2 separate regions of the Homo sapiens genome follow, and region 1 is linked to region 2. A link is an interaction called in ENCODE POLR2A ChIA-PET data of the cell type or tissue named here. Cell type or tissue: Panc1. All regions are shown on one strand.

Evidence for each region. Peaks named below come from ENCODE experiments on the same cell type or tissue, not always from the same donor. Only the 100,000 strongest peaks of a DNase experiment are listed, where the experiment ranks them.
Region 1: POLR2A ChIA-PET joins it to region 2 with 13 read pairs; 4 of 35 experiments call an interaction of 5 or more read pairs at or near these places.

The regions. Positions count from the first base shown.
Region 1 is chr12:94,038,120-94,043,119 of GRCh38, forward strand. It overlaps LOC105369913 (a long non-coding RNA gene), which reads left to right and starts at 390. Exons shown (of 4, transcript XR_945223.3): 1 at 390-4,209; 2 at 4,680-4,901. In Panc1, no CTCF peak of the experiment used is centred here; no DNase peak of the experiment used is centred here.
Region 2 is chr12:93,810,813-93,815,812 of GRCh38, forward strand. All of the region lies in intron 2 of CRADD (CARD and death domain containing adaptor protein), which reads left to right. Among named protein-coding and RNA genes, the nearest start is that of CRADD-AS1, 75 kb to the left of the region's middle. In Panc1, no CTCF peak of the experiment used is centred here; no DNase peak of the experiment used is centred here.

The sequences.
Region 1 (5,000 bases), 230 kb after region 2:
CACAGCTCCCAAGTAGTGGAGACTGAATCTGGAGCCCTGTGGTCTGAATTCAAAACCCAAGCTCTTAACTACAGCCCTATCTTGTTTCTCAAAGGACTATCTATGGGTAGACATGAGGTGTAGTAACGATTGGGGTCACCTGTGAGTCTGTGAGTCACAATCACACACCCTGGGCACATTTTCCATCTGCATTACGCCATTCTTGCGTTGCTATAGAGAAATACTTGAGACTGGGTAATTTATAATGAAAAGATATTTAATTGGCTCTTTAGGCCAATTAAGCCTCTGCAGGCTTTATAGGAAGCATGATGCTGGCATCTGCTCAGCTTCTAGAGGGGCCTCGGGAAGCTTACAATTATGGTGGAAGGTGAAGAAGGAGCCGACACAACACATGGCAAAAGCAGGAGCAGGAGAGAAAGAGCGAGAGACAAATTGGATGGGGAAATGCCACACACTTTTAAATGACCAGATCTCATGAGAACTCACTATCAGGAAGACAGCATGAAGCCCTGAGGGATTCGCCTCCATGAGCCAAACACCTCCTACCAGGCCCCACCTCCAGTACTGGGAATTACAATTCAACATGAGATTTGGGAGGGAACAAATATCCAAACTCTATCACCATCCATCTATCCACAAATGAATACATACAGTTATTTAAGGAATATTTGTTGTGCTCAGCTCTTTGTATACATTGTTACATTAAATATTCCCCAAAACTCTTAAGAGTTTGGGAAATACATTAAGAATAAAACACGGTCCCTGCAAAAATGGTTGCAATAGTATCTTCCACCCCTCATGTATTTTGCAATGTGACTCTGTCAATCCTCTCATTAAGAGGTAGAATCTATTTACCCTCACCTTGAATCTGAGCTGGTGTGTGACTTGCTTTGATGAATACATTACATTAGAGGGGATATTCTGAGATTCAAAGTCCAAGGTTTAAGAGGACTGGCAGCTTTCACTTTTCTTATATCCCAGCTACCATGTATTAGTTTGACTACTCTGAGGCCACCATGCTGCAAAGAAGCCCAAGCTAGACGTGTAAAGAAGGAGTGGTCATATACATATACATATATACAGAGAGAGAGAGAGGTTTAAAGAATTAGTTCATGCAGTTATAGAGATTGGTAAGTCTAAAATCTGCAGGGTGGGCCAGCAGGCTGGAGACCCAGGGAAGAGCTGATATTGCAGTTCAAGTCCAAAGGCCATCTATTGGAGAATTCCTTCTTGTTTTGGTAAAGTCAGTCTTGTATTTGATTTGGGCCTTCAACTAATTGGGCAAGGCCCACCCATCTGATGGAGGGCAATCTGCTTTATTCAAAGTCTACTAATTTAAATGTTTATCATGTCCAAAAGTACCCTCACAGAAACACCAGGATAATGTGTGACAAAATATCTGGGCACTGTGGTCCAGGCAATTTGACACATAAAATTAACCATCTTATAGTCCAACCCAATCACTAGCATAATATATTTGAGTGACCCCTGCTGACACCATGTGGAACAGAAGAACCACCCAGCTGAGCCATGCCCAAATTCCTGGCTTATAGGATCATGAAAACTAATTAATTGTTGGTTTTGAGCTACTAAGTTTTGGGGTCATTTGTTATACAGCAACAGAAAATTGAAAACTGCCTTAATGAAGGTTACAATTTAGTGGCCTTAATCAACAGTAAGCATATAGATGTATAATTATATAATTTGATACATATTAAGAACACTTCATTGCATTTATTAAAAACCCACTAGGTAAAATTTTCCATGGTAGTGTCAGACAAGGCTATGGTGACAAGATCTTCCTTTTACAGGCTCTGACTAATTTGTAGTGGTGGCTGAGCAAACCACTGACCCTTTCTGGACCTTGGCTTCTCCATCTATAAAATGGACATGGCAGCAGACAGCCTCTCTGCCTCACAGGCTCTTATGAAAATTAAGTGGGACAAGAAACAAAAGTGCTATCAATGCTGAAAAGTCCTCTGCAAACTACGTCATAACCGAATAAATGATCCCTTGTGCCAAAAATGCAAAAATGTTTCACAATTTATTGCTTAAGCGGAAACATCTGGCTAAGGAAACTTGAAAAAGGCAGCAACCTTTCCGACCAAAGCAATTTCATCTAATAGCTGGTCTCTGGAGTCTCCCCTTCAGCTCTGATTTGTCCGTTGCTGAGAATTTCACTTTAAAATATGTGAGCCTTGCACTTTTTTTTTTTTTTTTTTGCACTTCTGCTTTCTCTATATTTTTGACAAGGTTAGAAAAGGAAAACCTTAAACATGATAAATATCCATTGTTGGGCATTCCAGCTAACGTATAGGAATTGTGTCCATAAATTTATTCACCAATGTCTTTTAATTGTAGAGCAAACTGGAGGGAACCAGAATTACATAGGAATCTTAGAAGCAACCTCAGCAGGCTACAATTAGTCTACAATGAATGAGTTTCCCACCTGGCTTACAAGACAGTGAACCCAGAAGCCAAATCCAACCACATTTTGCACCTGTTTAAAAACTTGTTAATGACTTACAGTGCCCTCTTTATAAAGACCAAGCTCCTTGGCATAGCACTGAGGTCCATTCCAGTCTGACCGTTCCTTACCTCTCCATCCCTGCTGCTCACCGCTCACCTTCTTGGGCTTCTAGTGTTAATGCAACTGTCTCATCTCTGGCCTCTGTGTATACTAATCTCCCACCTAGTACACTTTCCCGCATCCATCCTTGCCTAGCTAACTCCTTTGTCCTTCATATCTGACTTTAGATGCCCTCTCTGAGAAATCTTCCCTAAACCCCTAAGACTGGATTTCATGTTTCTTGTCTTTTACCCCTTACCACTAAGGTGGTCTTACCTCTAAGGTGTCAGATGATAATTTCCAAAAAGTTAAAGGTGTGACTCTCATGCAAATACATCAAAGTCTATGCCAAAGATTTATTTAACTCGTTAATGAGAGAACCAGCAGGATGATAAAGTTGGATTGAAGGAACCTATAAGAAGCTGAGTATATACAGAATAGTCAGTGAAAGCAAGGATGCTGAAGTAAGACTGCTGACCTAGGTACAAAACTGAATAATGTCCTAGAAGCAACACAATTATAACCCTTTGGAACTGTTTATTCCAATGGAGAGAAATCATTTACATCTCTGCCAGACAAAAATCATTTGCAACTTATCAATTTCCTACAAATTAAGATCTAACTTTTCAGGATCTAGACCATAAGAATTTGTGATAGTGAGCCAAATCAAGGATTTCAGATGACGCTTGGGCTGGCCCATTAGACAAGGCTTTAGAATGACACTGAAGGACACACAGACATCTTGCTGGGTAATTTTTAATGTGCGTGTGTGTGTGTGTGTGTGTGTGTGTGTGTGTGTGTGTGTTTACCAGTGACATCAATACTCCTTTGTAACTACCTGTTATCTTGTCTGAAATTCCCAGTAAACTGAAAGCATCTAGGGACAACAATTGTGTTTTGTTTACTCTTGTAGCCTCTGACCCTAGTTTAGTGCCTAAGATATAGTAGGCACTCAGATAGTTATTACTGAATGAGTTAAAAGACTTCTCTTTCAGCATTGAGGTCCCCCCTTCAAGGAGCCTACCAGTTTCCCACAGATCCAGATTATGAATGATGAGGATTCTAGGCATTGATTCCAGCCCAATCTTTCCCCAACTCCAGCCAAGTGTCCCCTGTGACCCGCATCCCCTCAGTCATTTCTCCTGCTTTGTTCTACTGCACAAGCCCTAATAGTCACCTGGATGATCAGGCACAGAAGGCAGCAAGAAAGAAGCATGTCTCTGTGCAAGAAGCAGGGTCTCGCTTTTCAGGGCCCCCTGCCTAGCCCCAGTCCCAGCAGATTGGCTAGAACTGAGGCCTGATGCCTGGTGCTGCCTCTGGGAGCACAAGGGCTCCTTCTGTTCCTGGATTCAACTCCTCAGGGACAGCTACTGGGGCTCCAGGCACGTTGCTCATCATTCTAACTGGCTCACAGGGCAGCCAGATTTTCTCACAGATAATGAGCCTGTATAATTTACATCAAGACTAAATTATGCATTTAACAACGTGTTGTTCAGCAGGGATAAACTGCCTGGTTTGTGAATTGCTTTTCTTCCCACAGGAGGGAGGTACAACAGAGGGAGTGGAGACGGGGTGCACTCCACACACCTTCCAGTTATGAGGGGTCTGGAAAAGTCTGGAAAGAAAGGAATTGAAATAGCGTGAGTGAGAGTGACATTACCCACTTCGTATGTTGCCATTGTCAATCCTGTAATGGTCTCGGAAAGAGCTCAGAAAGAAACAGGGAGTTGTCTGGGTTCAGACAAAAACCACAGGGAAGAGTTTCAGACTTCTTGGCTAAGTCTTAGGCTCCACTCACCCCAGGGGTGTTGGTAGAAAGTGGATTAGGACTGTGTGAAAAGGCAGCAGAGAAAGATCAGAAACACACCAACAAAGGCTCTGCGTGCTCTTAGAAGCAGGGCAGGTCACTGGAAAAGCTGGGAAGTGCATGCAGTTTGCCTTTAGAGCTCCAAGTTTGCTCTTTCTGGGCCTCCTCCCTACTCTAGGGAACCTCTTTCATGGCAAGTGCTCCCTCCAGTTCTGCCTACCCCACCCCCCAAACCCTGGGGTTCACCATTTACCCTTTTATTGTGAATTTGAAAGCTGTGTATTTTCTCTCTCTCTCTTCCAGAGACATCCACACTGAAGCTTTTCCTCTGAAAAAGGAAAATAATGTGACCAAATAATTTATCATCCATCCAAGAACATTTTTGAGTACTCTTAAAAATTACACCAGAACCACAGGAATAAACCACAGCTGCTCTGGAAGGGTCCTGGGCAAGCTGGACCTAAGAGCACCCCAGAAATGAAAGTCTTTGTTTCTTTTTAAAAAATTGTTGACATCACTGAACAGGTGAAAAGGGCTCTCTGATTCTTTCCAAAGGGGAGAGTAATGAGAAAGGATGAAAAGGAGCAGAGATGTATCAGTTAAGATGCTTTCAATTGCACATAA
Region 2 (5,000 bases):
GCTATACATTGTGACAATCAGTTAACTGAGGTACAAGTGTATTTGGATTTATGCCAGACTGAGAATGAGAAATATTCAGATCACACCTGGAAAATGCAATGCAAAACTCCCTTGTCTTGAGCTAAAAATCTAGAAGCATTTGCAAGTGACTAAGTCCCTTAGTTTATAGGTATGAGCCTGTGATAAGTTATCTTTAGTTGTTTCTGGCTTAAGGGGATGTCAGTGACTTTTCCCTTAGCCCCCCCTCCTGGAACAGCCGGCTGCTGGTGGTCTAGTTTTTTGAAAGAAGCCCTGAATTCTGAAACCTCATGCTGGGGTTTTGGGTTAGTGTTTGCATTACTGACTGTGGTTTCATGGCATGATAATGCAAAGTTTAATAAGAGCAGGCTGTCTTTGCCTACAGCTAGAGTTGCATTGAGGCATGACTACTTCTAGTGCCTGCTCTGTGCCAGATTCACAGTGCCTTACAGCCCCTCCCCAGAACTGGGGCAGAGGAGGAAGAAAAAAGTGACTCTGTGGTTCAGGGGAAGGAGTAAAGTTTCCAGGCTGTGTGATAGGACATTTCCCTGATGCTTGGCTTTAGGCTCAGGATGGGGACGTTAATACATTCAGCAGAGGCTGGCTACCTATACTGGCACCATTGAAGGACTCTGCCCTGGCTCAGTGCTGGTTTTGCTTGGTGATGCAGTGTAGTGTAGCAGGATGATCACCAGCTTTAAAGCCAGATCAACCCAAATTTGAATCTCAGCATTAGTCCTCACTCTGCTTTGAGACGTCGGGCAAGTGATTTAATCTCTTGAAATCTCAGTTTGTTCATCTGAGTAACAGGTGGTAAAATACATACATTGAAACGCTGCTAAAAGATTAAGCAATGAGAAGGCAAAATGGTACAGCAACTTTGGGAGACAGTTTGGCAGTTTCTTATACAACTAAACATACTCTTACCATATGATCCAGCAATCCATCTCCTTGGTTTTTACCCAAAGGAATTGAAAACTTATGTCCACACAAAAACCTGCGCACACAAATGTTTGTAGCAGCTTTATTCATAATTGCCAAGACTGGGAAGCAACCAAGATGCCCTTCAGTAACTGAGTGGATAAACTGTGGTATGTCCATCTGTATCTTTTATTCAGTGATAAAAGAAATGAGCTGTCAAGCCATGAAAAGACATGGAGGAACATTAAATACACGTTGATAAGTGAAAGAAGCCAGTCCAAAAGGCGGTATACTGTATGACATCTGGAAAAGGCAAAACTATAGAGAAAGTAAAAAAGATCAGTGATTGCCAGGCCTTCGGGGAAGGGAGTAAGGGATGAGTTGATGAAGCATAGGGGACTTTTAGGGCAGTGAAACTCTTCTATAGTATCTAGAATACTATATTACTCTATCAATCATAGAATGATACTAGAGAACATACTGTAGTGATGGACACATGTCGTTGTGTATTTGACAAACCCTTCTTTGTGTTGTACACGAAGAAGGAACCCTAATGTCAGCTATGGACTTTAGTTAGTAAGTCTTCTAAAAAGCTTAAACAAGGCAATGTGTATAAACTAACTGACTAACTGGCATAAATAAATAGTGGACTTCAAAAAAAATTCATAATCCTAGCACTTTGGGAGGCCGAGGTGGGTGGATCAACTGAGGTCAGAAGTTCAAGACCAGCCTGGCCAACTTGGCAAAACCCCATCTCTACTAAAAAAATACAAAAAAAAAAAAAAATTGTATTCTAAGTTCCAGGAATGTCATTTAGACATAGTTTCTTTTGGGGCTAGATGTATCAATTTTCATTAAAGGTGATATTATTATTTAAAAATCCAGCTGGTTGCTAAATGAGAATTAGCTACCCTTTATAACCAGGGATTGTTTCAAAGAAATGTAGTTATTTTCTCCCCTGTGGCCTATCTTGTGCAAAGTTAGTAATAGTTTGTTGCCAAATCCAAGGAAAGCAAACTCTGGCTCAGGCATGAGATTTATTTTTCTCACCATGATTTACAACTGGTGTAAAATTCAGGTCTGGACTTGGTTAGTTATAATGCTATCGCAATATACCGCATCTTGAGTTGATTTTGCCATATCCTGTATTGTTATGTAAAATGCTAACTTTAATTGAGAATTGCCCCAGTAGAATATCCTTATTTGTCCTGCATGAAGTTTCTCCTCTTTTGTATCAATTTTTTGTATGGTTCAAATTAGTGCGGGAAGAAAAGGCAGGAAATACAAATTTAAGGGATATGTGTTATATCATAAAAGAATTGTATCACAAAGCATTAAGACAATGCACAGAAAACTTTGCCAATAGCTGATAGAGCAGAAGGGATTGTATAATTAAATAAGAACTAACACCTATTTTGTAACTGGAAATTGCATTGTCAGAGTCCCTTTCCTTTTATCACTAGATGCTAAGAATCTAGCCATGTAAAAACTCCCAAAACATCCAAATTCAAAAAAACTGGAATCTAACGTGGTAATGCAGTTGTCAAGAACACGCAATAGTCTTTGGGCTTTTACAAAGCACTGAAAACTAAATGTTGCATTTGTGCCCTTATCTTCCACAACTTCTTTCTTGGCAGCTTTTCTTGGCTCACTTCAGACACACAGAATTTCAAGTAATCAGGGAAAGTTGGGACAGAAACTTCCTCTGTCTTTCCATGGCCTTTTCTTTTTCCTTTACGGATCTGTGATCCTATGCTTTCTCTCACATTCACATTATATGTGTCAGTTGGAGAAATCTTGATGCCCAGTTTCATTTGTTTCTTCTGTCCCACCTGTAACTAATTTAGGTTGAGTTCTCCGGCTCATGTATCAGAGTGTGTATGACAAATTATCTCAAAGCCCAGAGGGCCTCGGTGGTCCAAGTCCCAGCAACAAGGGACACCTGCTGTCATGACATGGGCTTGACCTGGGTTCTGTGGACATTAAGGAACCACTGTCCTGAGAGGGGGGTATGGAGCTAAGCTAGGGGAGGGAGCAGGATGAGCTTAGAGCTGCCGAGGAAACGGAAAGAGTCTATAGGCTTTAAAAAAGAGGAGAGAAAGAAAGAAGAATAAAAGATGTTTCTGGAGACTCTGAGAATAGTTAAGAGTCCAGGGCCAGCCAGAATCACCCTTTCCCCCAGCTACCGAGAGTGCCACAGAGCAGAAATTGACTTGGAAGATATTGCTCCTAGACCAAAAGTCCAAATTAAGGGGTATAGGCAGTTAAGGGCAAGTGAGGGCAGTAGAGATGGTTGTCCGAGTCCAGTGGCCATGAGAGGTTTCTCAGCTGCCTGCCAATTCTCTTCTGGGACAATGCCAGCCATAAAGTACAAGCCATGCTTTGGTGTGGGCTGTAGACATATTGTTTTCCCATAACTACTGTCATTCAAACAGGATCTAGTTTCTTGGCATGAGCAAATTGTTCCCGCTGAATACACACACTATGTCCGCTATGGGGCAAGGCAAAGCGAATCCTCCAAGGAACTGGATGGATTTTTCATTCTGAGATAAGCAGTTTTTTTGTGGGGGCGGGGGAGGTGGAGAGGAGCCAGCTTCACTCTCTGTTCATGCGAGTTTTGAATGAAATGAGTAAAGTTCATGTTCCCCCCAGAGTACACAAGGTTCAAGTGGGATTACCCAGTGGGAATCCAGCCCGATTGTAATTTAACTTGTTCGAGGGATCTAAATATTTAATCTGCCTTCATCACGAATCCTAGAATCCTATGTAAGCAGCAAAGGCCGAGGGTCTGAAAGTAAACACTGCAGTTAGAATCAGAAGTGTTGCAACTAGCACAACTGCTGCTGTGACGTCCTACAAACTTTGGAGAGTGCCAGAGGAAGCTAGCCTGAGAGCACAGAACTGGCAGTCACGAGGCCTGCATTCTCCAGCTTCGCCTGCCACCAACTCTCTGAGCCTCCAGGCCTCCTTTGTCAAGTAAGGACACAAGCAAAGCATCTCAGAAGACAAGTCATTTTCATAACTGGAAATGAGACAGAGCCAACAAGGATGCGTGAAACCAGCCACATAAATTGTGAAACCTATGTGATCATGTATATGTACAATGTTTTCTTAAAAAAAATTACCATTCCTAGATCTAATATCAATTTTTTGTATGATTTTGCCCCACATTTTGCTCAAATTATGCAGTGTTTGAAAGAGATTCTCTGCAGAGGTTGGAATCACCCCCTTGGGTGCTGGTAGCAATCTGTGAAGGTAGCTTTTTAGATGTCACAATGATTGGGGGTGGGGTGCTGGTGACATTGGATGGGCAGGTGCAGAACTGCTAAACAATGCTCTGGGCAATCCCACAAAGCGACCACCTGGCCCATATCTGGCATGACTTTCATGTCCCGCCGGACATTCAAGGAATCCGACTATGTTTTCTATATAAACATATAGTATTTTTCACATCTGAAAATATACACTGAATTTTCCAGGACTGTGTATAAATAGAGGTAAGATTGTACTTTATTTTGCTCAGAACTTTACCAAGAGTTATTAATAATCTCCAAAAAATCAAATTATAGCAAACACTAATGATGTTTGAGTCACTAAGCAACACACCTATATCTGTCTGCATTGTGATATCACATTCGTGGTTATTCTACAGGTACAAGAATCTGAGCCTCCCTTGTCCTTTAGTGCAATCAAGCAGAGTATCCACATACTGAAATACACAACATTTTCTGTAAGCTATTTTCTTTTCATTTCTCCTTTGTATTACAGTTTTCATGTTATATTAATTTAAAAACATGGGCAGGTTATATGATCTATGGATTTTATACCAGATTAGTAGAGTACTATAAAATGTTTGTTATAAAAAGTGTGTTTTATTTGATTGGGTTGAAAACTTCTGGGCCAGGTAATCCTAAAGTCTCTTAGCTTTTAAATTTTGTGAGCCTGTGAGATTATTTAGCCAAATGCCTTCATTTTTACTGGTGAGTAAACTGAAGCCCATTCAGTCTTTCATGCATTGTATTGCATTCAGAAATTGCTGTGATCATTGGGAGGGGAGAATG